Linked DNA regions of Homo sapiens: regions 1, 2, 3 and 5 are each linked to region 4. Evidence: chromatin loops called from intact Hi-C (ENCODE). Cell type or tissue: PC-9. All regions are shown on one strand. Region 1 overlaps TM4SF18-AS1 (TM4SF18 antisense RNA 1). Region 2 has its middle 26 kb from the start of TM4SF4. Region 3 has its middle 9.0 kb from the start of HPS3. Region 4 overlaps TM4SF1-AS1 (TM4SF1 antisense RNA 1). Region 5 overlaps WWTR1 (WW domain containing transcription regulator 1).

The links. Peaks named below come from ENCODE experiments on the same cell type or tissue, not always from the same donor. Only the 100,000 strongest peaks of a DNase experiment are listed, where the experiment ranks them.
Region 1: it touches region 4 in a loop (8-fold over the local background); 6 of 110 quality-filtered maps call a loop at or near these places.
Region 2: it touches region 4 in a loop (4-fold over the local background); 4 of 110 quality-filtered maps call a loop at or near these places.
Region 3: it touches region 4 in a loop (5-fold over the local background); 7 of 110 quality-filtered maps call a loop at or near these places.
Region 5: a loop joins it to region 4, with 4 times the contacts of the local background. A loop is called at or near these places in 3 of 110 quality-filtered maps.

The regions. Positions count from the first base shown.
Region 1 is chr3:149,297,212-149,302,211 of GRCh38, forward strand. All of the region lies in intron 1 of TM4SF18-AS1 (TM4SF18 antisense RNA 1), which reads left to right. Among named protein-coding and RNA genes, the nearest start is that of TM4SF18-AS1, 15 kb to the left of the region's middle. In PC-9, no CTCF peak of the experiment used is centred here; DNase peaks (open chromatin) are centred at 1,090 and 3,060; H3K4me3 peaks cover 1,409 bases; H3K27ac peaks cover 5,000 bases.
Region 2 is chr3:149,446,082-149,451,081 of GRCh38, forward strand. No RefSeq gene overlaps it. Among named protein-coding and RNA genes, the nearest start is that of TM4SF4, 26 kb to the right of the region's middle. RefSeq lists an enhancer at 3,688-4,189. In PC-9, no CTCF peak of the experiment used is centred here; a DNase peak (open chromatin) is centred at 2,540; H3K27ac peaks cover 2,961 bases.
Region 3 is chr3:149,118,149-149,123,148 of GRCh38, forward strand. No RefSeq gene overlaps it. Among named protein-coding and RNA genes, the nearest start is that of HPS3, 9.0 kb to the right of the region's middle. In PC-9, a CTCF peak has its summit at 2,325 (motif pointing right); a DNase peak (open chromatin) is centred at 2,333.
Region 4 is chr3:149,384,369-149,389,368 of GRCh38, forward strand. It overlaps TM4SF1-AS1 (TM4SF1 antisense RNA 1), which reads left to right. Exons shown (of 2, transcript NR_109810.1): 2 at 2,004-2,215. Among named protein-coding and RNA genes, the nearest start is that of TM4SF1-AS1, 9.1 kb to the left of the region's middle. RefSeq lists an enhancer at 2,400-3,599. In PC-9, no CTCF peak of the experiment used is centred here; DNase peaks (open chromatin) are centred at 843, 2,353, 2,763, 4,573 and 1 weaker place; H3K4me3 peaks cover 1,126 bases; H3K27ac peaks cover 5,000 bases.
Region 5 is chr3:149,574,073-149,579,072 of GRCh38, forward strand. All of the region lies in intron 2 of WWTR1 (WW domain containing transcription regulator 1), which reads right to left. Among named protein-coding and RNA genes, the nearest start is that of WWTR1-IT1, 75 kb to the right of the region's middle. RefSeq lists enhancers at 97-723, 724-1,350, 1,351-1,977. In PC-9, no CTCF peak of the experiment used is centred here; a DNase peak (open chromatin) is centred at 2,289; H3K4me3 peaks cover 1,014 bases; H3K27ac peaks cover 5,000 bases.

The DNA of each region.
Region 1 (5,000 bases), 87 kb before region 4:
CTGCACCGCAGGCATTTTCTCCTTTATTACAAGTTGTTGTGCCAGATTATTTTTAGAGATCCTTTCAGATCCACACATAATATATCACTCTGTTTCACCATTTTACCCACTTCACCAATAAATTGCAGACAAAATTACCAGATAATGACCTGATTGAACTAGGAACTAGTTGTTCTGTGGACCTCACATTGTAGATCCTTCACAATGTTCCACTCCTTTTTCCAAATGCAAATGACACAAGTATGTATGAGAAAACTTTTTTTTTCCCTTTGGCATGATGATAAAATTACAACCATTTCCGCCTATCCATGGTCCTAGTATTCTTAAGGATAAGCAAACAGTCATTTTATTCTTCAAAGAAAACAGAACAATTTTAAACAGACTGGTTAATCAAAACTAGACAAAGCCCCAACTCCTGCAGTTAGGAGTAGATCAGGACTTCTGTGGGAAAGAGACCAGGGGAATCTGGCACAGCTTAGAGATATTCAACAAGCAAAAAATACTGGGATGGAATAAAGTGGCAGGATGGATAAAAGAAATTGTATTGGGAAAAAAAACTATGTTTTACTTTCTTTGTTCCCTAACTATGAGCTATTCCTACTTCACTATATATGTGAATGATGGTTCTAAAGAGGGAATCAGATCATTCATGTATTCAACATTCAGCAAATATTTGAGACTTCCTGTGCCCCTAGCCTTTTGGCCAATTGCTATTGGCTATATATATGGCCAATATATATTAAAAAGGGGGCCAGTATAATGAGTACAGAGGGTCTGCAATCATGGTGCAGCCACAAGTAAAATATGAGTAGTATTTATGCTTTTCTACACTCTCATATGTATTGCCCAGCTTATTTACTTATTTACCTGTTTACTTATTAAAACCAACCCCCACCTTCAGTGGATGAATATTTGCCAACTCAAATGACAGTAAAAAACGGTGCAGTGGCTCACGCCTGTAATCCCAGCACTTTGGGAGGCTGAGACAGGCAGATGGCTTAAGGCCAGGAGTTTGCGACCAGCCTGGCCAACATGGTGAAAACCAGTCTCTACTGAAATTACAAAAAGTAGCCGGGCATGGTGCCACATGCCTGTAATCCCAGCTACCTCGGAAGGCTGAGGCACGAGAATTGCTTAAACCCAGGAGGCAGAGGTTGCAATGAGCTGAGATTGCACCACTGCACTCCAGCCTGGGTGACAGAGTATGACTCTGCCAAAAAAAAAAAAAAAAAAAAGAGTAGAAGGAATTATAGCCACAGAATTTTCCAGGGCAATTCCAGAGGAGACCCAACAACTGTTAGGGACTATGCCCCTATTGTTAAAATGTCTATATAACCTCTGAGGCTGATGACTTTGAGAACACCTACACTGACTTGAAAATTCACATTCTGGTGTGTTTCTTTCTTTCTTTGAGACAGTGTTAGTTTTACTCTGTCACTTAGGCGAGAGTGCAGTGGTGCGATCATGACTCATTGCAGCCTTGAACTCCTGGGTTCAAGCAATCCTCCCACCTCAGCCTCCCAAGTAGCTGAGAATACAAACATGCACCACCACACCCGGTTAACTTTTCAAATTTTTTTTATAGAGACAAGGTCTTGCTGTGTCGCCCAGGCTGGTCGAGAACTCCTCACCTCAAGTGAACCTCCTGCCTTGGCCTCTCAAAGTGCTGAGTGTGCTTCTACTGAAAACATTTACAGTATGTCATAATCACAACTTTTTAGCATACTGTTAGCTAAAAAATAAAATATAGGCTGACTGCAAAAATTTACTTGCAATTCATCGTTTGGACCTCACAATAACTTTTCTCCATTGAAGCAATGTTGCAAGTGGTTGGTAGATTTCATTTTTGCCTTCCCAATGCCTTTGTAAACCCAAATGTAGACAAAATAGCCAAGGATAATTGCTACTAAAAAATATCCATTTAAAATGAATCCATTGGAAACTGGAAACAAACCAAAATATTGTATTAGGATTTTATCATGAGAAATGAAACCAATCAAGAAAATAAGCTTATTTTATCTTATATTATGTTAAACCCTACTGTGTAAAATTTATTAAAAATGGCACTTATTGTGGCTCAAACCAATATTTAAAACAAATTTGATTACATTTGTAAGTCTTTACCAAATCTTAGAATGAACCAGGAATAAATCAAGTGTTTGGATTTGAATGTTACGATTTTTGTTGACAAAGCTGTAAGAGGGGCACAATATCAAGTCCTTTATTTCACTGTTGATTTTTGCAGTACCTTCACAAATAGGGTTATTTTGCCTAAATATTAGAGGGCACTTCACTTTTTCGAAGGGCATCTCTTAATCTATGCTATTCAAACCATTCTTTTGAGACACATAACCTATCATTACCCCCTTTGCTTTTCTTCAAACATTTACTAGATTCTTATTTGTCAAATCTTTATGTGTGATTTAAGTAGTTCCTCATCACATCTAATCACTTAAATCCTGCTATTTGCATTTAATTGGCATTCTGTTTGCTTCATGAGAGTAACAAATATACTGACACAATAAATATGGAAATATATTTGTATCACATGGGAAGAAATGTTTAAATGGAGACTAATATCATAAGTGGTCACTTCTAAGAAACACTCCATTCTCATGTAATTATATTTATAGTAAAAATCATAGAAGACAATGCAGATACAAATCTGACAACTAAGAAAATTGTAAAAATTATGGAATAGTTTTAAAACTTTTTCCTTGAATGTTGGCTCTTTAAACAAAGAAGCCTTAATCAGAGAAATTTACGCATAAGCATGTGATTCTGAATGAGCCTTTTCAAGGACTTTATGTATGAGTATTTGACTTTTGAGGTTAATAGAATCAATTCTTTAATATGGGTTGAGAAATAAAAATAAAGTCCTAAGCTTCTCCAACTGACTGAACACACCATCTCTTGGCCCAGGGGACTCCAGAGAAACCTTAGAAACTGAGTTCCTGGCCATGATGGGCTAGCAGGTCGAACATGCCTCAGTATGCCCCATTCCTTCTAACCTTTAACCAGAATTCTTTCCTAAGGCGTAAGTAAGCAGAAACCAGCTCTGGAAAATGAGAAATGGATGACTCATTACTTTGTCAACTTTAGCCAGTCCTCTGAGGCTGCCACAGGACTCCCTTTCCCACATTGCAGTTTCAACATGACAGCTCACCAGTTAAACCATAAATCCCTTCCTGATAAGAGACCAACAACCATGAAGTGGTTCTGGCCAATCTATGCAGGGTGCACAGCCAGGGCATTTGTGTCCTCCCCTTCATCTTTTGACATTAGGGGGCTGAAAACTCCACTCTCAGATCATGCTAATGCCACAATTTTTTGTACAGGGAATTCATGAAGAGGCATAAAGCTCAATTGTGAAGCACATGTTTCTCCTTTAATAAATATTCATGACTCCTCCTACAGCCTAATAAAAAGGTATTTTCAGCCACTCTGCTCAGCATAAATTCCCGTTTCTTTCAGCACTACCTTGAAGTGCCTGTTTCTGGCTTCTGGCCAGAGGTTACACTTCCCAGCGTGTCAGAATGGCCACCCTGCAGGTTGCAGCCTTTTGTGAGAAATAAAGCTGTCCTTTCCAAATGTATGAACCTTGTGATTCTTCAGCTGACAGGGTAATTCATCTGAAAAACGTAGTTTTTCTTCTTGGAAGTGGACTTCCAATATCATGATGCTAAAAACATGTCATACTGTAATAAGAGCTGTTTTGTACTTTTACAGAAGGAATTTTTAAAAATTTATTTTTAGTTTTTGTGGGTACATAGTAGGTGTATATATTTGTGGGGTACATGAGATATTTTGACACAAGTATGCAATGCATAATAATCACATTAGGGTAAATGAGGTATCCATTACCTCAAGCATTTATCTTTTGTGTTATAAACAATCCAGTTGTACTCTTTTCATTATTTTAACATGTACAATTAAATTATTACTGACTATAGTCACCCTGTTGTGCTATCAAATAGTAGGTCTTATTCATTCTTTCTAACCATTTTTTGTACCTATTAACAATCCCCACTTGCTCTCCACTACCCCTGCCCCAATACCTTTCCCAGCTTCTGGTAACCATCCGTCTGCCCTCTATCCCTGTGAATTCAATTGTTTCACTTTTTAGCTCCCACAGATAAGTGAGAACATGTACAGTTTGTCTTTCTGTGCCTGGCTTAATTCACTTAACATGATGGCCTCCAGTTCCATCCATGTTGTTGCAAATGACAGGATCTCATTCTTTTTAAAAATATATGTAACATTTTCTTTATCCATTTGTTTGTTTATGGACACTTAGGTTGGTTCCAAGTCCTGGCTATTGTGAACAATGCTGTAGGTATCTCTTCGATATACTGATTTCCTTTCTTTTGGGTATATACCTAGAAGTGGGTTTGCTGGATCATATGGTGACTCTATTTTAGTTTTTGAGGACCCTCCAAACGGTTCTCCATAGTGCTTGTACTAATTTACATTCCCACCAACCGTGTATGAGGATTCCCTTTACTCCACATCCTTGCCATCATCTGTTATTGCCTGTCTTTTGAATAAAAACCATTTTAACTGGAATGAGATGATATCTCACTGTAGTTTTGATTTATGTTTCTCTGATGATCAATGATGTTGAGCATCTTTTTATATACCTGTTTGCAATTTGTATCTCTTCTTTTGAGAAATGTCTGTTCAGACCTTTTGGCCATTTAAAACATTAGATTATTAGATTTTTTCCTATAGAGTTGTTTGAACTCCTTATATATTCTGGTTATTAATCTCTGTCAAATGGGTACTTTTCAAATGTTTTCTCCCATGCTGTGGGTTGTCTTTTCACCTTGTTGATTGTTTCCTTTGTTATGCAGCAGGTTTTTAACTTGATGTGATCCCACTTGCCCATTTTTGCTTTGGTTGCCTGTGCTTGTGGAATATTACACAAGAAATCTTTGCCCAGTCCAATATTCTGGGGGGAGAGTTTCCCCCAATATTTTTTAGTAGTTTCATAATTTTAG
Region 2 (5,000 bases), 62 kb after region 4:
TTACAATTTTTCTACTCTATTCCTTCTGTAAGAGGGGAAACTTTTAAACTTGAGATCCACAGCCAAACGAAGTATTTTCAGGGTGACTTTATTACCGCTATGGGGCAAACAGAGAAAGTCAGACTTTTCTATAGGAGCAAGGTTTTGTCTAAACATGAACATGATTAAATAAATCAAAATTAAAATGTTCAGTTTTAGAGAAGAGTTAGAAAAACTACCTCTACTTCACCCTCTTCAGATGCCCCCACTGGAATAAAACTGCTGTTGAAATCTGAACCCTGTGTCTAACTGCCAAGTTGGAAACTGCCAGATCTGATGTATAAAATACAAAGTCTGCTGAAGACCCACAAAGTCATTATCCTTGGAACTGAAATTATATTTTCAATCAAGGAAAATAAGACATTTTTCTTTTTCCATTCCATTTTTTTCTAGTAATTTTTAAAAATATATAGTTTCTATAATTTTATTTTAAATTAAGCAAGTATTTGTATGATGCTTTGTAATACATAAAACACATGGGCCAGGCGTGGTGGCTCATGCCTGTAATCCCAGCACTTTGAGAGGCCAAGGCGGGCAGATAACCTGAGGTCAGGAGTTTGAGACCATCCTGACCAACATGGAGAAACCCTGTCACTACTAAAAATACAAAATTAGCCTGGAGTGATAGCACGTGTCTGTAATCCCAACTACTTGGGTGGCTGAGGCAGGAGAATCACTTGAACCCGGGAGGCGGAGGATGCAGTGAGCTGAGATTGTGCCATTGCACTCCAGCCTGGGCAACAAGAGTGAAACTCCAGCTCAAAAAAAAAGGAAAGAAACACACACACACACACACACACACACACACACACACACACACACACACACACAAACATATTACATATTTGAGACAGTCTTGCTCTGTCACCCAGGCTAGAGTCCAGTGGCATGATCTCAGTTCACTGCAACCTTGCCTCCCGGGTTCAAGCGATTCTCCCACCTCAGCCTCCCTAGTAGCGAGATTACAGGTGTGAGCCACTGTGCCCAGCTGGCCTTGAACTCCTAGCCTCAAGTGATTTGCCTGCCTCAGCCTCCCAAAGGGCTGGGATTACAGGCGTTGAGCCACCGTGCCTGGCCATATTGCCTTATTTAACCTTCACAACAACCATTTGAAGCAGATTAGTCCTCTTTGACAGATAAAAAATGTTAGTCCTCTTTGACAGATGAAAAAACTGAGACTCAATGAACCTAATTTCTTTATCCAAGGGTTCTAAGCTGCTAAGTGTCATGGGTAGGACTTAAGCCAGGTTTTAGATTCTAAACCCAGAGTTCTTTCTATTAGGTTGGAGCAAAGGTAATTGCGTTTTTTTGCCAAAGCAATGGCAAAAAACACAATTACTTTTGCGCCAACCTAATACTACATGTGGTTCTTCTCACCTCCAGTCATTTTCCTGCATGTTTCATTTTCAGACATTTTCCTGAAATCAAGGCCCACTGTGTGTTGAAAACATACAGAGGTTGCAAGACTCTTTGCCAAAAATATTTTCATTTAATTCAATTCCACACATATTTATTAAACTCAGTGATTATGACACAGAGGCTTGCTCTTTATTGGGAAGGCAGGGTATTACAGTAGGCTAACCACTCTGGAAACAGACTACCTAGGCTTGAATCCCAGCCCACCACTTTCTAAAAGCATTACCTTGGGTAGCTTACTGTGCTTACATTTCCCCATCTGTATATAGGGTATAATAATATTACCTACTCCATAAAGTTGTTATGAGAACTAAGTGATGTAATTCTTATCAAACACTTAGAACAATGACTGGGACTTAGTAAGAACCAAATAAATCCTGGTTAATATTTGGAGGGACAAAGATTTGTGGTGACCATAGCTACACGAATACCTATTTGAATGCATAAATAACTCTGCCACCTGCAGTAGGCCGATAATTGTAGTAGAATAGGTATTAATCAGATGTTATTATGGTTCTGTCTAGGAAAGCAGGAGCCCAGGAGGAGGCTGTTTGAGAAGGCCTGTGGGTGGAGGACAATTTTATAGGGTTTAGAACAAGCAGAGACATTTGGGGAGCAAAAACTATGGTGATCAAAATTAGTACTTGATTTAATGGTTGTTTAAAGCAATGCAACCACGGGTATCAAGCTTCAGGAGTATGACATAGAAAATGGAAGGGCTTCCAGACCTACCCATCTCCCCATCCCGAGGAAGCAACTGACTTGAAGAGCAGAACTTCCCAATCAGCTACTGTACAATGATGCCATCAAGTCTTCAAGAAGACAAGTGAAATATTCCTGCCGAAGAGACTAAAGCCTCCAGGTCACAGTGTGACTTCCCCTTCAGTTCTGACTTCCCCTATGACTTACCTAACTCACATAGCTCCTTGAGGACCCCTCCCTGCTTCTTCCTTCCCCCTTTCTCCTTCCTCTTCTTCCTTCCCTTCTCATATTATTCTACCTAATGGTGTTTTATGAAGAATGACTAAAATGCATAAAATCATTTTGTAAAAATGCAAAATGCCCTGTGGTTTAATGATGACTAAGCACAAAAGAAAAACAAAGCTGAAAATGCATAGCTATCTTTTAATCTTCATGAGAATTAGCTTGCTCAATGATTTCAAACGTGTTAATCATGCCTCAGACCCCTGGGCTTGATACTGTTTTATATAGGAGGTTTATGCTGGGTTTTGGTTTTGTTTTTGAGACAGAGTCTCCCTCTGTCACCCAGGCTGGAGTGCAGTGGTGCTATCTCGGCTCACTGCAACTTTCACCCCCTGGGTTCAAGCAAGTCTCCTGCCTCAGCCTCCTGAGTAGCTGAGATTACAGTTGTGTGCCACCATGCCTGTATTTTTAGTAGAGATGAGGTTTCACCATGTTGGCCAGGCTGCTTTTGAACTCCTGACTTCAAGTGATCCTCCCACCTCAGCCTCCCAAAGTTCTGGAATTACAGGTGTGAGCCACCACGCCTGGCCTATGCTGTTTATAGAAAAGTAAACTGTGACATAGAAGCAATTTTTCTTAAAAGAAGCCTGTGATTTAGCAGTAGAGCTGGCGAAAGGCCTGCAAGACCTGGCTTCTGGCTGGACTAGCAGCCTAAAGGTAGCTTCCACTTGCTTTAGACTGAGACCTTCTTCTGCTACATACTCTAGCAATTGAGGGGGATGCCCTCAGGGATATAAAACTAAGTTATGGAAAAAAGCCCTGTAACCACATGTTAATTCTCAGCCCTGTAAATTCTCATCATGGCCCCTTACTGGACAAGTCTTTCCGCCTTTGTGGTAGTGACTCTGTCCTTTTGATGATAGTTTTAAGTATCTTTCCAGATGGCCAACGTAAGGTTATTTAATTCAGTAAAAAAACATTGTTTTCCTCCTTTCGAGACTCTTTCTAAGGAAATTTTCCAGCTCCACAGGATGGGACAGAGCCTTGATGTATTTTTCTTTCCTGAACCTAATTGTGGAAAGAAAAGCAAAAATAAAACTAAAGCTGGAAGCAAGAGGCTAAGTCCTTAAAAAGAAAAAAAAAACCATAAAACTTTCTGAAGGGGAAGGAAGATAATCTTAAGAATGTCTTAAACATAATGAATATGTATTTCCTCTGCAAGCCCTAAACCAGGGTGATATATGTAATTCTATATTAAATAATGCTGAGGTTTCAGAAGTTGAAGTCACTGTGTTGCAAAGTGACATCTTAGCATCTCAAGCTGGGAGGAAGATTGATCCAAATCAGAGCTTTTCACCTGGCGTGTCTTTGCCTCTTTCCCCCAGAGAAGCCTCTGGGCCCAGGGTGGAGACTGCTGTATCCAGGAGGTTTAGGAGTGGTGTTCAGGGAATGCAGTCTCCTGCCAGCTTGGAGGTCTGAAAGAATGTGGCAGGTCAGTTCTCTCTGGCCTCCTCCCCTCTCCATACGGCTTGACTGTTTCTTTTGATCTCCTCCGAGATCTGACAATGCTCAAGACTTTCAAACAGTTGCTGGAGCCTGCTGCAGCTCTGACCTGGCTGATATGGCAGGGGGTGTTTCTGTGGAGAGCAAGGAGGAGACAGAACCAAGATCTTATCCCAGGGAACACGAATGAATTCTAATATATCCATTATCATACCTACTCCTCCTTCAAGTACACCTCTCCTCACACTCACACAAAGAAAAGTAAACATCAGAGCATCAGGTCAGGCTCCAAGGAATCTGTATCTGCTTAACATAAACTTTTCAGTAACTTCCATAGGATACTTCTGTGGAATTTCCTCCAGATGAGGGACACATTCAAGCAAGGTAACTGGCATCGAAATCAAACAGATCTACCAACTCAGCTCTGCCATTCAGCAACTTTGTGGCCCCGGTTTTTCCATCTCTAAAATAGAGATGATTACATCATCTCCTTTGTGTGGTTGTTTTGAGAATGAAATGAGATAGCACATGTCAAGCACATGGTACTATTCCTGGCTCATAATAGAGCATCAATAAATATTAGTCTTCCCTTGTCCAGTGCCATTTCACACAGGTCCAATTGGAATGTGCTAGACAACTTACCCAATCCTGCTACATTCTCATCATGGCCCCTTACTAAAAGCCACAGTAAAATTTGGAGAGATCTGGAATGTTCTACAAAGAAAGATAGCTCAACCCAAATTTAACTTTAAAAATAAGCATTTGTGGAGCACAAGCTATGCTCTTTGTAGGTACTTGCAGTTAAAGATAATTTCTGGTTACCTATGGCCAAAATCACCCCAAAACGTAATTTTATTAGTCTGTTCTTGCATTCCTATAAAGGAATATCTGAGACAGGGTAATTTATAAAGAAAAGAGGTTTAATTGGCTCATGGTTCCATGGGCTATAGAGGAATATGGCAGCATCTGCTTCCGGGGAAGCCTCAGGGAGATTGTACTCATAGTGGGAAACAAAGTGGGGACAGATCTCTTACATGGCAGGAGCAGAACCAAGAAAGAGAGATGGTGGAGGTGCTATACTCCTTTAAACAACTAGATCTCATGATAACTCACTCACT
Region 3 (5,000 bases), 270 kb before region 4:
CTCTATCCAATGAGTGGCACCCACCCTACCCCCAGGGAGGCCCAAAGTAATCTACCATCCCCCACCCAATCGATGACCATTTTTTTCCCCGGCCTATCTCCTAAATACATGTCGTTGCCATAATATCGTCTCCTCTCCATCTCCACTGGTTCCACTCTAGCCAAGATCACTATCATTTCTTCCAAGAATTCCTGACCCCAATGTCAGTCATTCCAATCTACCCTCCACAATGGAAATGGATTGTTTTAAAATCCAATTTTGAGCAGGTAAGACCTCTGCCTAGAGTTCTAATGTCTCCATACTGTCCTAGGCACACAGTCCAAGTTGCTCAGTCTGGCTTTGGGTGGCCCTTCTCCCTACTTCCACCTCTCTCCCTGTTATCCCTTTACTCTCCCCGGCAAAGGTTTGTTCTGTTAACTCCTCTCTGGTCCCTCGGCCTGTGATACCTCTCCCAGAGGCCTTGGGCCTGCTTGTACGCCTTGCCAGCTTCCACCTTACAGGTGCCCCAGATTTCTGCTCGAACTTCAGTGCCTCTGGATAACTTTCCCACCCATGTGCTTCTGCCCAAGGCAGCAATTGTAACATGATGTGTTGTTGGTTTGCTTGTTAGCCCTTTCCAGATTGTGAGCTCTGGATATACTAAGTCCCATGCCACAGTAAAGCCTTAACGACTCCCGACAGAGAGGCAAACGGAAGGGTAACAGTCGCACCCACCCCACCCCTGGTGGCACCAGGCCAGCCTTGGGGGATGGCCACATGTGCCCACGTGGCACAAGATCAGGCCCCAGCCTTGAGCACAGTGCAGATGCCGAGCAGGTCATGCGCATCCGGAGCACAAACACTACTATTTCCAGGGAGCTTCCAAAATGCACCCTCTTCATTCGGGACTACACTTCCCTGAAAGCTCCACAGGGCTTTGCTCTGGGTTTCAAAGCTTTTCTTTCATCCAGACTACAGAGGCCAGAATTAATCCATATCTTTCCCTTTGCCGAGGGAACCAAGGCAGCCCCCGCCGGCTTTCTCCTGGCGAAGGTGTCTGCGAAGCCTCTCTTAGACTTGACAGTTTGGCACCTCATGGTGTCAATAAAGTTCCAAAAATTGAGACTTTGGATGGAGTGGAAAAGGTAGGACTCTCCACTGCAGCTGCTGGATTCTCCTGTGTCAAGCAGAGGCAGGTGAATAGAAAGGGATAGGAGACCCTATCTATCCCCCAAGTCTTTGCCTGCTCACACTGGCTTGAAACGTTTCTTGTTCTTTAGGGGTCCCAGTGCCCTGGGAGCCACACCTTAGGCACCTGCTACACAAAATAAGGTAGGAGCAGTGCAGCCACTGGCTGTTCTCTGTCTCTAGGGAGGACACCTATATAGGGCCCCAGCCTTCCCTTTTCTCTTGCTCCTGGATCTTCAGTCCTCAAATTCCACTCAGTTCCTGCTTCAGGAACTATTTCTCCCAGTCTAGGTTCAAAGATCCCTTCCCACCAGCCTGAATCTTCAGCCTCTGCCCTCCAACTCTGATATCCTAGCTTCTTTCAGACTACTTTTCCTTTGGACTCTGGCATCATCCGTTGTTACTTCATATAGAGAATGTCACACCTCTGGTGTCCCATTAGTGTTAGTGCTACAAGTCAGCCAGGGGCTTTCAGAAGCCTACCTGGAAAGCATAGTTCTGTACTTGGGTCTCAGTTTCCCCACTTGGTATGAAGGCCCTTGGATTCAGGACAGAGAGAAAGAACGTGTGGAGATAAGTGGTCTTGGCAATTACCTTCATTGGGCCTTAGTCCTCTAATTTGTTAAATGGGAACCATTATCCTTAACCAGAAAAATCAGCCTATATTTTGTCCCCATCCATCAGATTTTCCTACCCAACAGTGCAACTTTTTCCTTCTACCAGGGGGGAAATCAAAATCCTAGGGTATATAGGAGAGGAACCACCATTACTATCCAGATACTCTGGCTAAGGTTAGTCATGCAGCTGTGTTTGGCAGTTGCAGGCATCAACCAGGGTCATGCTTGGGAGCTAGAAAAAAACCCCTGGAAGCTATTAGTGAATGGTGGTGTTCCTTATAATGGGAAGATGTGAAGATGAGGCCACTCTGGGGGAGGATGCCCTTGAGAGGAAGTGGAGGTAGGTGGACCAGTCAGGTTCCAGTTCCACAGCTATCAATTACTCTCTGGGTCTCCGTTTCGCCTTCTGTATGATATGTGTATGTAGGGGAGGGGTGTTTTGGGGAGGGGAGTGGTCATTGGCACCTTTTTCCTGTGTTAAGAGTGGTCCTACACCAAGAAAATTAGATTATTTGTTTAGGTTCTCATCAGACCTCCAGATGTCGCTATTGACTAACAGTATTCGTCTGAAGAGCTATTTAGTCTGTTTAGAACTTGAGGACATACTTACATATTTTTATACACATTAGTTAGAAAAGTGAAACAGCACCTTAGAGTAAGGGCTTCGATATAGTCAGTGCTCTAAGCACAGAAAAAAGGGGTCTATAAACTCAGCGGTTCCTAAACTTTGTTGCAAATTGGAATCTTTAAAAAATACTGACTTCTGTGTCTAGAAATTCTAAGAGGGGTTCTGTGTCAAGGATGCAATGAAAGATAGTGGTAGGAAAGCTTGGTTGGAGGTTGGAGAGAGACACAGGCCAGATAACACAGGGCCTCACAGGTCAACCTAAGAAATTTTACCTTTAATCTCAGTATCATGGGAAGCCACTGGGATGTTCTGAGTAGGCAAGTGGCACTATCTCTTTCTCCCGCTCTCTCATATTTTAAATTCTTGAACAAATATTTATTAAGTATCTACTATGTAGTTAGGTACATATAGTGAGCTTTACCTTTAAGTAGCAGTATAATTTGGAATAATTTTCTTAGTCATGTGTCTTGTGGTCTTTTAAAAAAATTCTACATATTTTAAGTATATAAATTTATCCTTATAGGTATATGCATGTAATGTTCAACATATGCATATACCTATAAACCCATCACCAAAATCAAGATACTGAACATATCCATCACTCCCAAAAGTTTATTTGTGCTCTTTTGTAATCTCTCCCCCTCTCTCACACCTCTGTCCCCCATTCGGACCCAGGCAGACTACTGCTTTCTGTTACTATAGATTAGTTTATATTTTCTAGAATTTCATATAAATGGAATTATATGGGATGAACTATTTTTTTGTCTGGCTTCTTTCACTCAGCATAATTATTTTGGGATCCATTTATGTTGTTGTGTATATCAATAGTTCATTCCTTTTTATTGCTGAGTAGTATTTCATCGTAGGGATAAAACACAATTTGTTTATCCATTCATCTGTTGATGAACATTTGGGTTGTTTCTGGTTTTTGACTATTACACATAAAGCTCCTATGAATATGTGTTCACAAGTCTTCTTAAAGACAAATGTTTTTACTTCTCTTGGGTAAATACCTAGGAGATGGAATGGTTGGATCATGTGGTAGGTGTATGGTATATGTTTAATGTTGTAATAAACTACCAAATAGTTTTTACAAGTTGTTGTACCTTTTGGATACCTACCAGTAGTGTATGAGAGCTCCAGTTGCTCCCCATACTCATCTACACTTAAGATAGTTAGTCCTTTTCATTTTAGTCATTATAAGTTTGTAGTGGTTTCTAATGGTGTTGTTGACTTGCATTTCTTAAATAATTAATGATGCTGAGCATCCATCCTTTCGTGTACTGATTTGCCACTATGTATCTTCTTTAGTGAAATATGTTTAAATCCTTTGCCCATTTAAAATTTTTTTTCCATTGTAGTGTTTAAAGACAGTTCTATGTATTTCTGGAAACAAGCAAATATTTTCTTCTGGTCTTGTCTTTTCATTCCCTTAGCAGTGTCTTTCAAGAAACAGAAATGTTCAATTTTAATGAAATCCAATACATATTATCCTATATATATATATATATATATATATATATATTTTTTTTTTTTTTTTTTTTTTTTTTTTTTTTTTTTTTTTTGGAGACGGAGTCTCGCTCTGTCACCCAGCTTGGAGTGCAGTGGCATGATCTCGGCTCACTGCAACCTTCACCTCCCAGGTTCAGGCAATTCTCCTGCCTCAGCCTCCCGAGTAGCTGGCATTACAGGCGCACACCGCCACGCCTGGGTGATTTTTTGTATTTTAGTAGAGACAAGGTTTCACCGTGTTGCCCATACTGGTCTTGGAACTTCTGAGCTCAGGCAATCCCCCTGCCTCGGCCTCCCAAAATGCTAGGATTACAGGCATGAGCCACCGCGCCTGGCCTATAATATATATCAATTTTTTTCTTCTCTGCATTGTATTTTTGGTGTTGTATCTAAGAAATTTTTGTCTTACTCAAAGTCACAAAGATTTTCTTTTATGTTTTCTTCTAAGAAGTTTTAGGTTTTACATTGTCTACTACCTATTTTGAGTTAATCTTTATATGGTGCAAAGTTTCAAAGTTTACTTTTTGCATATTGATTTTTAATTGTTTTCATGAATTACTTGAAAAGACTATCCTTATTACACTGAATTGCCTTTGTACCTTTGTCAAAAATAATGTCAATATATTTTTTATTAAATATAGTGAATTATATTGATTGATTTTTTCCAGATGTTAAGCTAACCTTGCATTTCTGGGGTAAACTCTTCTTTGTTAATATATTATTCTTCCTATATATTGTTAGATTTAATTTGATAACATTTATTTAGAATTTTTGCATCTGTTGAGGTACATTGGTTTATAGTTCTCTTTTCTTGTGATGACTTTGTTTGGCTTAGTCATCAGAGTAATGCTGGCCTCACAGAGTAAGTTGGGAAGTATTTTCTTTTTTAACATTTCCTGAAAGATTCTGTAGACTTGGTATTTTTTTTCTTCCTTAAATATTTGGTAAATGGATACATGAAATCGTCTGTAGGTATTAGTTTTCTTTTTGAGAAGGTTCTTAGCTACAAATACAATTTCTTAAATAGATACAGCTATTCAGATTATTTCTTTTTGAGTGAGCTTTGGTAGCTTGTG
Region 4 (5,000 bases):
CCAGAAGGGCTGGTGTGACTTCCTCTTGAATGGGTGAGCTGAAGGCATCCAGGGCACCTAGGGCAACTAGTGCATAAATACTTGAAGGGGAAAGGACTCTCATGTTCTGATTTGAGTATCATTTCCTTGGGTTGAATAATTAGAGCCTGGCATGTGAGATGTGGAGGGCTTCAAAGACCATTTGATTTTCAACAGAAAACGGTCTATGGTTTTCTAAAACGACACACCCTGATTCAGCCCAAGGGAAACAGAATGTCTGTGGGTGAGGCCAGGAATCTGCATTTTAAGTAAGTCCTCCAAATGACTCCAGTGCCCAAGCAGAGTTGAAGTCCACTGATGTAGGTGGCCCAACTTTCTAGTTTTATACATGAGGCTACGCAAGTCCAGCAAGGTTCATTTCAGTTGAGAAGAAAAACCATTGATTAAAATAAAAAAAAAAAACCCTAAAAACTTTAAACTGATGAATTCATGTGTTTGCACCTTTTGAACCCGGTTCACCAAGTGGTTCTCTTTGTGAGGCAGGAGAAGTAGCAGGCCACTTGCAGCTCCTCTCTCTGTCTGATGGGAGACCAGGTCCTCCCTGGGAAAAGTAGCAAGTTCTCTCCTGCTGGCCTCCTTCCACAGATCACAGCTGCCTTTGGGGAGAATGACAAAAACTGTTCAGGGTTCCTGGGTAATACGTATCCAGTTTCTGTGCATTCAGGGGAAGAGGAGCGTGGAGCAGAAGGAGAGTGGGCACATGCAAGTCACTCTGATGCCGTCATTTAACTTTACAGCTCCGTTGTGCAAAGCTGTTTACAGGTGAGGAAACTGAAGCTCATCTGGGTTAAGCATGCAGGCCAAAGTCACAAGGCTGGCGAGTAATTAGGCCTGGATTCCTCCTACGCAAGTCTCCCTGACTCACATACCCATGCTCTTTCCTTCACACACTGGGCTGATTTTACTACAATGTTGATCAGATTCGGGGACTGTTTCTTTGGCACTTCTAAATAACACAATTTTGAGACATTAATCACTTGGATTCTACTTTAATTCGATGAATGATTTCAAGGTTAACCTGATGTCTCAAAATTAAAGCTACAGCTCCTGTTCTACAAACTTGGTTTTACTGTAGCAAAATAGAACTATCAACAAACAAGAGATGTGTGCAATGAAAAGTTTTTAAAAGAATTGTCTAGATTCAGTAGAGGAGAGAAATAATAGGGCCTATTTTCATTTCCTTTACCCTGGTCTAACTTGTAAAAGGATTTCCCTACCTGTGTCACTGGTCATGATTGCAAGTTGTCCAGGTTCTTGGCGTTTTGAACAAAGAATTGGACAAAACGCCCAGCAAAGCAAAGAATGGAGCAACAAAAGAACAAAAGCAGGGATTTATTGAAAATGAAAGTACACTCCACAGTGTGGAAGTGGGCCCGAGCACCAGCTCAAGGGCCCAAATACAGAATCTTCTTGGGTCCAAATACCCCTGGAAGTTTCTCATTGGCCACTTCATGCTTACCTCATGTAAATGAAGTGGTAGCCCGCAATCAGTCTGATTGCTTGCAGAAAGCAGCCAACCAGAGGATGAAGTGAAGTTACAAAGGTCACACTCCTGTGCAAACATCTGATTGGTTGCAAAAAGCAACCAATCAGAGGGTAGGGTGAAGTTACAAAGTTATACTTCTATGCAAACTGAAGACTCCGTCCACAATCAGTCTGATCAGAGCCACAGTCAGACCATTCAGAGTCTGGAGTGAAGTTACTAAATTGCAAACAAAGTCTCTACCAGCAATAAGTCTGATTTGTCGCTTACAGACAACTTCCCAACTGCCACGCAGAAAAGGTCAAAGGGAGTAGCCTCTGGTCCTTCTGTTACTGAGGCATGGAAAGTTAGGGTTTTCCTTTCAATTTAGTTCTAGGAAGTCAGTGTGAAAAGCCTTAGGTTCCCTGCCTCCAGTCTCTATTCTCCTGCCTCACATGGCCTTTTGACCTTATATAAAATATGCTTGCTTTTTTGCAGAAAGGTTGGGGTGAAACTCTCCACTCCTGCTTTCATACCATTTGAAGTTCAGACCAGTGAGATTTCCATCAGTTGGGAGTTGAAGATGCCACAAGGACAAGAACTGAGGATGGTTTGCTCAGAGCTGATTTTTAGACACCATTTTCCAGGGATCCCTGGTGACAGAGGAGCATTTTTTTTGTGGTTGAGTTCTGAATTAAAAAGTGTCGTACTATATATTTGTTTGGTCATTTCTATGACTTCAGCACTCTCAAAGACTTGGACAGAAGCATAAATAAGAGGCAGTGTGAGCATTCTCCAAGTAATCATTCCAAGTTGGTGAGTTCATACTCCACCTAGACCTCATGGCCTCGCCACTCTCAGTCAAACTGGTTTTTGTGGTTGTCAAAGTCCAACATGGCAAATTTCCCACTGATACTAAGTGAGTTGAAAACTCAAGTTACAGTTGATTTTGCCCTAGGGAATTTTACCAAGAACAGCTTTACAGCAGTGGAGAGTTGAAACGTGTGTGTGTGTGTGTGTGTGTGAGAGAGAGAGAGAGAGAGAGACAGAACGAGTGAGCATATGTGTTAGAAAGACAGACACCCAAAAAAATGTCAGATTTGGTTTGGCTACACTTCTTGCTCTTCTGGCCCAGGTGGACAGTTGACCTTCCTTCCCCCTACCTGTTCATAGTCTCTGACTGGCTTTGATGCGGGAGAACTGAAGTCCAAATAAGCATGACCCTAGCCTCTAATACAAACACCGTGCTTCAGATTTCCTCCCCAGAAAGGGAGTTGAGATTCTAACTAGCTGAGTCATCTAGTGACAACTCCCTTCATTGTGTTATGTTACAAAAACATAGTTGTTCACTATGGGAACCCGGATGGGAAATCCATTCCACTTTCAGGTTAAACCGTTAGCCTGGCCAAATGACTGTAAGATTCTACAAGGTCCTGATTTTTCAATAATGCCTTCACCATGATTTGGAAATTACTTTTTCAGACTTAGAAGGTGAGGAAAACTTGAGCAAGAATTGCAAAGGAACTGAAAAACCAATTTGAAACATAAACATTATCTGGAATGTTTATAATGCATGTATTCCTTGTCCAATAGAAACCAAATAAGCTTCTCTGATGAGACCCTTCAGAATAGCTGTCCCTAAGAGGAACTAAATCAGGAATTGGGGATAGCTGGCAAGAAGACATCAAAGAAAGCTCAGGATGTGGAATCTCTACATTGCCCTGGATCTTCTTTTGCAGGTGCAGGTTCCTAGAGTTCTTATTCACCATCCTGAGGACACCAGGGGAATAAAAAGGATTGCAGGGCCTCGTCCTTCTTGACCTTCTCCCCCTCTGATTTCCTGACTGTCTTCTCAGTGGTCCTGATGTCTTCTATAATGACTCGATGTTTTTAGGAATCAGAGTCCTGGACACAGAGACACATCCAGGTTTGGCACCAGGCTTGTGTGAGTTCTTTTCTATTTTTTTAATGAAGAAGAAGGAAGAACATAAACAAGTGTAAGTGGAAAGCATTTTTTTTCCTTCTAGATCACATATGTGACATTTTACAGGGATTTCTTCTAGGTTGTCAATACATTAAAGACAACTAAAAAGATTATTACAGGGAATTCTTAAAGTCTTAAAGGAAGATAGTCTCACAGGAGGATGAGATCTCTGACAAATCAATACGTTAATTATTGTCTGAAAAGGACGTGGAGCAAGATTTCCCCCTCATTTTCATTCTTCAGTTAGAGCTTCTGATCAACATAAGGATCATTCACCCAACAAATATTTACTGAGTAATCCCTGAATGTCAGGCATGAGTCTAAGAGCGTCACACTCATATCTTACTACGTTCCACAGCAACCTTCTGAGGTAGGTGCTATCGTAAACACTATCACACAGGGTATAAAACTGTAAGAGCTTAAGTGCCTTTCCCAAGGCTTCACAGATTGTCCAGCGTGGCCAGAATTTTAATTCAGGCAGTCTAGATCCAGAGCCTCTTAATCACTGTACGGTGTTGCCTCCAACCTGGAGGAACTGGTCTGAAGAGAACAAGTATTACCACGAGTGTTAATACCATTATAGGTAAAATACACGTAGTGCCTAGATATTGGTTTCTAAATATGGTTCTCCAATGAAAGGAATGAAGGCACTTTGGACTTCGGAGAAGTGGTGGCTGATATCAGGGCTGAAACAACAATATGAGATGATTATGGAATATTTTGTGCTGGTGTTCTGTGTTCTTTCATGAGATGATCATTCAGGTGAGGTCACAAGAGGACATATAAGGAGGCTCAGGAAAACACAGTTTACTGTACTCACAGATCCTAAAGACAAGAGGCACAGGACACCACAAAGGGCCTTGGGGGAAAGCTCTGGGGTGGCCAGGAGGCAGAGGGGCAGGAGTGAGAGGAGATCCAGGCCCATGGTCATGTGAAAAGCAGGGCAAGATGAACTGTTTAGGTTTGAATACTTTCCATAGGCTCTAAGCCATAGAGGTGTCCCCTAGTTGCCTGGTACCTGGCCTTGGAATGACTAAAGCAGAGAAGGGTTACCTCTTGTGTGTATAGCCAAATAGAAGAGATAAGGATCTGGTCTGGTTAGTTTACATATTAGAGACATGCTCCTGGCTGAGAGGGGTGTTGGTCTCTGTCCCCAGCTCTACTGGGAAAGGATTCACTTTGAAGCTTACTCAGGTTGTTGGCAGAATTTATTTCCTAGTATTTGTAGGACTCATGATTTTTCGAAGTCAGCAGGAGAGCAAGACTCTAGAGTGAGTCTACCAGCAAGACAGATCCTTACATAATGTAACACAATCACAGGAGTGACATCCCATCACCTTTGCCTTATCTTATTGATTAGAAGCAAGTCACAGGTCCCACCCACACTCAAGAGGAGGGGATTATATGAGGATGTGAATACTAGGAGTCAGGGATTTGGCGGGGACATGATAAAGTTGGCCATGGTGATGCTGTGTTCTCATTGCATCCTATGAGGTGGTTTACCATACCCCTTAG
Region 5 (5,000 bases), 190 kb after region 4:
CAGGCTGGAGTACAGTGGCATAATCATGGCCCATTGCAGCCCCGACATCCTGGGCTGAAGCAATCTTCCCACCTTGGCCTACTGAGTACCTGGGACCACAGGCACCTGCGACCACACCTGGCTCATTTTTTTTAAAAAATTTTTTTTGTAGAGGTGGGTGTCTCCTTATGTTGCCCAGGCTGGTCTCGAACTCCTGAGCTCAAGTGATCCTCCCACCTCAGTCTCCCAAAGTGCTGGGATTACAGGCACAAGCCACCGCACCCAGCCCAGTATCAGAGATCTTTCCATATCCATCAAAGACAACAAACATGATAGAAGAAACTGAATGTTAGCCCTTTGTTTTGGGCCTCACAACCAGGTGGGTCTCTTCCAGTCAGGCCCCCACCATTGACCTTCCTTAGACATACAACAAAAGGAGCATGATTGTTGTTTCTGTTAAACACACCTCACTTTTGAATAACAATGGCCTCCTTTGAATCTTTAAGGTAGGAAACCACTTTTACTTTCGTTATGTTTAATCAGTCTAGAAACTTCCTTGCATTGAAGTTGTATTTGTCTTGTTTTCTTTTCAGTCTGTCTCCTCATTTTTAAATGCTTCCTCTGCTAAAATTGTTATTCAGATTTCTTAATGCAAGACTTGAAGGTATTGCCAAGGGGAACTCATCCATTGCCTTGCGTGAAAACTTGGGTCTAAAGGTCTAAGGTTTTAGAATAAATGTGATTAAAAAAAAAAAAAAAAAGGCCGGGGGCGGTGGCTCACGCCTCTAATCCCAGCACTTTGGGAGGCCGAGGCGGGTGGATCACCACAGGTCAAGAGTTCGAGACCAGCCTGGCCAACATGGTGAAACCCCAGCTCTATTAAAAATATAAAAAGTAGCCGGCATGGTGATGCACGCGTGTAACCCCAGCTACTCGGGAGGCTGAGACAGGAGAATCGCTTGAACCCGGGAGGTGGAGGTTGCAGTGAGTTGGGATCATGCCACTGCACTCCAGCCTAGGCAGCAGAGTGAGACTCCATCCCCCCCAAAAAAAAAAGATGGGGAAATACTGAAGTAAAGAGATGAAAATCATTTCCCTAAGTATAAAGTAAATAATAATAAAAACAATAGTTTTAGTTTACACTTTCAGTTTCACAATTGTAGTTCTGTTTAAAGCTTTCATAAAATCCATCAACTTCTGGGCAGGTGGAAACTCATAGCCAGCCTCAGGCTTGTCACAGGCCTTCCAAGTGAGGAACTAATTGATGAGGATGTCAAAATTAAGTAACTCCCTTTAGCAAAATAATTAGACCTAAGAAATGCTTTGATTATTCCTTCAGAACTCATTCTATTAAAGCAGCATGTTTTCCAAGGCAGACATGTGCTACATAAATAGTTTTCACTCTGGTACCAGAAGGAAAAGAATCCTTCTCTCTTTCATAAACCTTTCTTAGACTCTCTGACATCATGGATATTGATGCTGTGCTAGAACCAACATCAGCACAGGCCCCGGTGAGATGTGGAAATATACATCATTTGCTGGAAGATGTTCAAGGACACTTCCGTGGTCAGAATTTCAGCTACCAGCTCTAGGAATAATACAGGAGCTGGAATGATGCATTCCTAAATGCTCGTCCCCCACTCTCCCCTCCCGTTCTGAACAAGTGGGCTGTGGCTCCTGAATGCGGCAAGAGCAGGAACATCTAGCATAGGAAGCCCAGCATCTGAAGTGGCAGATGAGCTCATCTTGCCCCAGGAGTGCCAGCACAGCTTGCCAGCCTAAATCCCCTGGGACAGAGTGTGGGGCCTTCTGGGTGGACCTCATCCTGACAGTTCTGACCGAGCTTACCCATGGCTTGAAGTCCCAGCACTCCTGCAGTGCAGTGGGAGCCTCCACGGCCCACCCTTCAAACTCCACACCCAGCCAACACATTTAAAGGAGTTTTGTTCCCAGTGGATTTGTTAATTAAAAGTGTCACTCACAGCATTCCCCAAAGGCTGGAGTACAAGAGGGAGCCTTTCTTAAGTGAGCAGTTCTCATTGCTCCAAAACAACTCTGAGAAGAAAGCCCAAATTCCTGGCTCTGCAGACCAGTCGACCTGACATCAGCTGTAAGGCTGCGCTAACATGGTGTCAAGAGTGGCTCCCAGGCTGAATGCAACAAGTAAGAGTGAGCTATTGCTCACAAGAGGCACTTAATACAGCCTTGATGATTTCATCTGAAAACTAAATTCTCCTATTGTTCTAATCACTTAGTGCCTCAGGCTCCAGCTCCCCCTACTTCCCACCACTTCCCAAACCCAGGATACGCCATTCACTCTTTCACTCTGCTGTCTCATCTCTGCTCCCTCTCTCAATGTTACTGAGTCATTTCCTTTCTCGTATTTCACAGTGTAATCTCAGTGTTTGCCAGGACCCACAATTTAGCTAGATTAATCCCCACTTCCCCGCTACTCCCACCTCCTTCCTGGCTTCACTCCCTTGCTTAGTCTACTTCAAGAAAAACTCTCTGCTGTTTTAAAAGTATAACTTCCCTTGGAAATGCACACACATATACAAATATATTTAACCTGCCTATATATGTGTATTGTATAAATACATACACTGTACAGGTTTCATATTTGAAAATGGAACAAAAAAGGAAAAAGAAACATATCAAACTATTTATGGTGATATATGCAAATAACAGGCTCACTGGTAATTTTTTTTTTCTTATCTAAACTGCTTTGTACTTTCCAGATTTTTAGCAGTGATTATGTATTGTTTTCACAACCAGTAAAAACAAAAATACTAATGAAGGTACAAAAAGACAAAAAAGAAAATTGATGCATGAATACACAGGTCATAAGGTATAAGCAGCACTTTGGGAGGCCGAGGTGGGCAGATCACCTGAGGTTGGGAGTTCGAGACCAGCCTGACCAACATGGAGAAGCCCTGTCTCTACTAAAAATACAAAATTAGCCGGCTGTGGTGGCACATGCCTGTAATCCCAGCTACTCAGGAGGCTGAGGCAGGAGAATTGCTTGAACCCAGGAGGCGGAGATTGTGGTGAGCCGAGATCGCACCATTGCACTCCAGCCTGGGCAACAAGAGAGAAACTCAGTCTCAAAGAACAAACAAACAAACAAACAAAAAGAGTTCCTGAAGATAAACTACACTTTTGGCTCCTATCTTCGTGTGGCTCAAATCAGGGGACAAATGGAATCAATCACCTGATCCCATGCTGTTTATAAAGAAAAAGAATAGCAGTTCCTACGGGGAAGAAAAGCTTTTCTTGACAGTAAACATTTTTTTCCTCGACTTAAAAAAAAGAAAAATCCTCTACAAGTGCTTCCCATGGAGAGCCCTGGTGGTATGTGGGGTTAACGGTACCTGTAACAAATATAAGCGGGAGTGGGCTTTTTCCCCTTCCTTCAAGAGCCCCTTGGACCACTACTTCCCAGACAGCCTCCTTCTCTCAGTCCCAGAAAGACCAACCAATTCCTGGCCTCCAATTACATTATGAGTCTCTGCTTAGAGAACTGCCCAGGTTGGACAAAAGCATGGAGTTTGCTAAGGGGCAAGAAAGGTCACCACGTCTCTGAGAAGATATTTGGCTGGAAATGGTAGGTTATGAAAAACCATGTCGTGTGAAATCAGTTTTCCCTCATGGATTAATATTTTCCTCCAGAAAGACGCAAATGTAGAAAGCCATTTTATTTAACAGGTAAATTGTGTGTTTGGGGTTAAAATGTTTTGAAATTGGTGGGGTGGCACTCCCACCCTCCAAGTCACCCTCCCCTCAGACTGGCCTCCCCATCAGCCTGCGGAGGGGGTGTTAACTTTGCTCCAGTTTCCTCCTCTCAAGCCACTGCTACCTCCTTCTACCTCCTTCATGACCTTTCACCTTGATGAGGGCAATGGCCTCTGGGCTTCCCTTCTGCCAATCTTTCTGGTTTTCCTCCCTTCCTCCTTCCCTCCCCCCACCCTCTCTGCCTGACAATCCATTCACTATCTCACCTCCAGGCACATATCCCAAGGACACCTGGTATCCAAGTCCCCCTGGGTCACCATGGCCCATGAAATAACAGCACAACTCACATAGGCATCTCCCAGACACAGCAGCCTACTGCCAGACTCTGTGGGCTCTGCAAAGACCACACGCAGTTGTGGAGTCACATATACCTGGGTGCCCGGGTTTAATATTAGCTCTGACCCTGTGTGATCTAATTGGATATCCTAGTCACACTACCCATATGCATGAGACAGGGGTAAAAAAGCTAACAATATACTGGTTCCTCACTGTGAGGATAAAGCAGGTCTGTTCTGGGAATATTATGACCACCAAAGTCACTTACAGATTTCATGGCCAGTTCTCCTGGCTTCCCAAACTCACTCAGCAGTGAGTGCAGAGAAGGCAGCTCTGGCCTTCCAAGGTTGGCAACACTTGGTTCAAGTTTTTTCAACAACCATAGATCGTATACCTATTATGCATGATGGGTGATGTACTGGTTAGGTGTAAAAATCAAAAACATTGTGCAAACATAGTAAAGGCAAAGATAAAAATCTTATCTGTAAAAATAGAATAATCAGGCCGGGCACAGTGGCCTGTAATCCCAGCACTTTGGGAGGCCGAGGCGGGTGGATCACCTGAGGTCGGGAGTTAGAGACTAGCCTGGCGAACATGGAGAAACCCTGTCTCTACTAAAAATACAAAATTAGACAGGCATGGTGGTGCTACTCGGGAGGCAGAGGCAAGAGAAACACTTGAACCGGGGAGGCGGAGGTTGCAGTGAGCTGAGAGAGCGCCATTATTGCACTCCAGCCTGGGCAACAAGAGTGAAACTCCATCTCAAAAAAAATAAAATAAAATAGAATCCTCCAGCTTCTTACCACCCAGGAAAAGGCCTGGTGTTTTTGGATGAATTTACCCACACTAACTTTATGATGAAGGAAGCCGTATAACAAGGACTTTCTGAAATAGAGAATCCCATGTAATGTATTTTGTATTGCTGGAAGCATACAAAGATATAAAAATAGGAA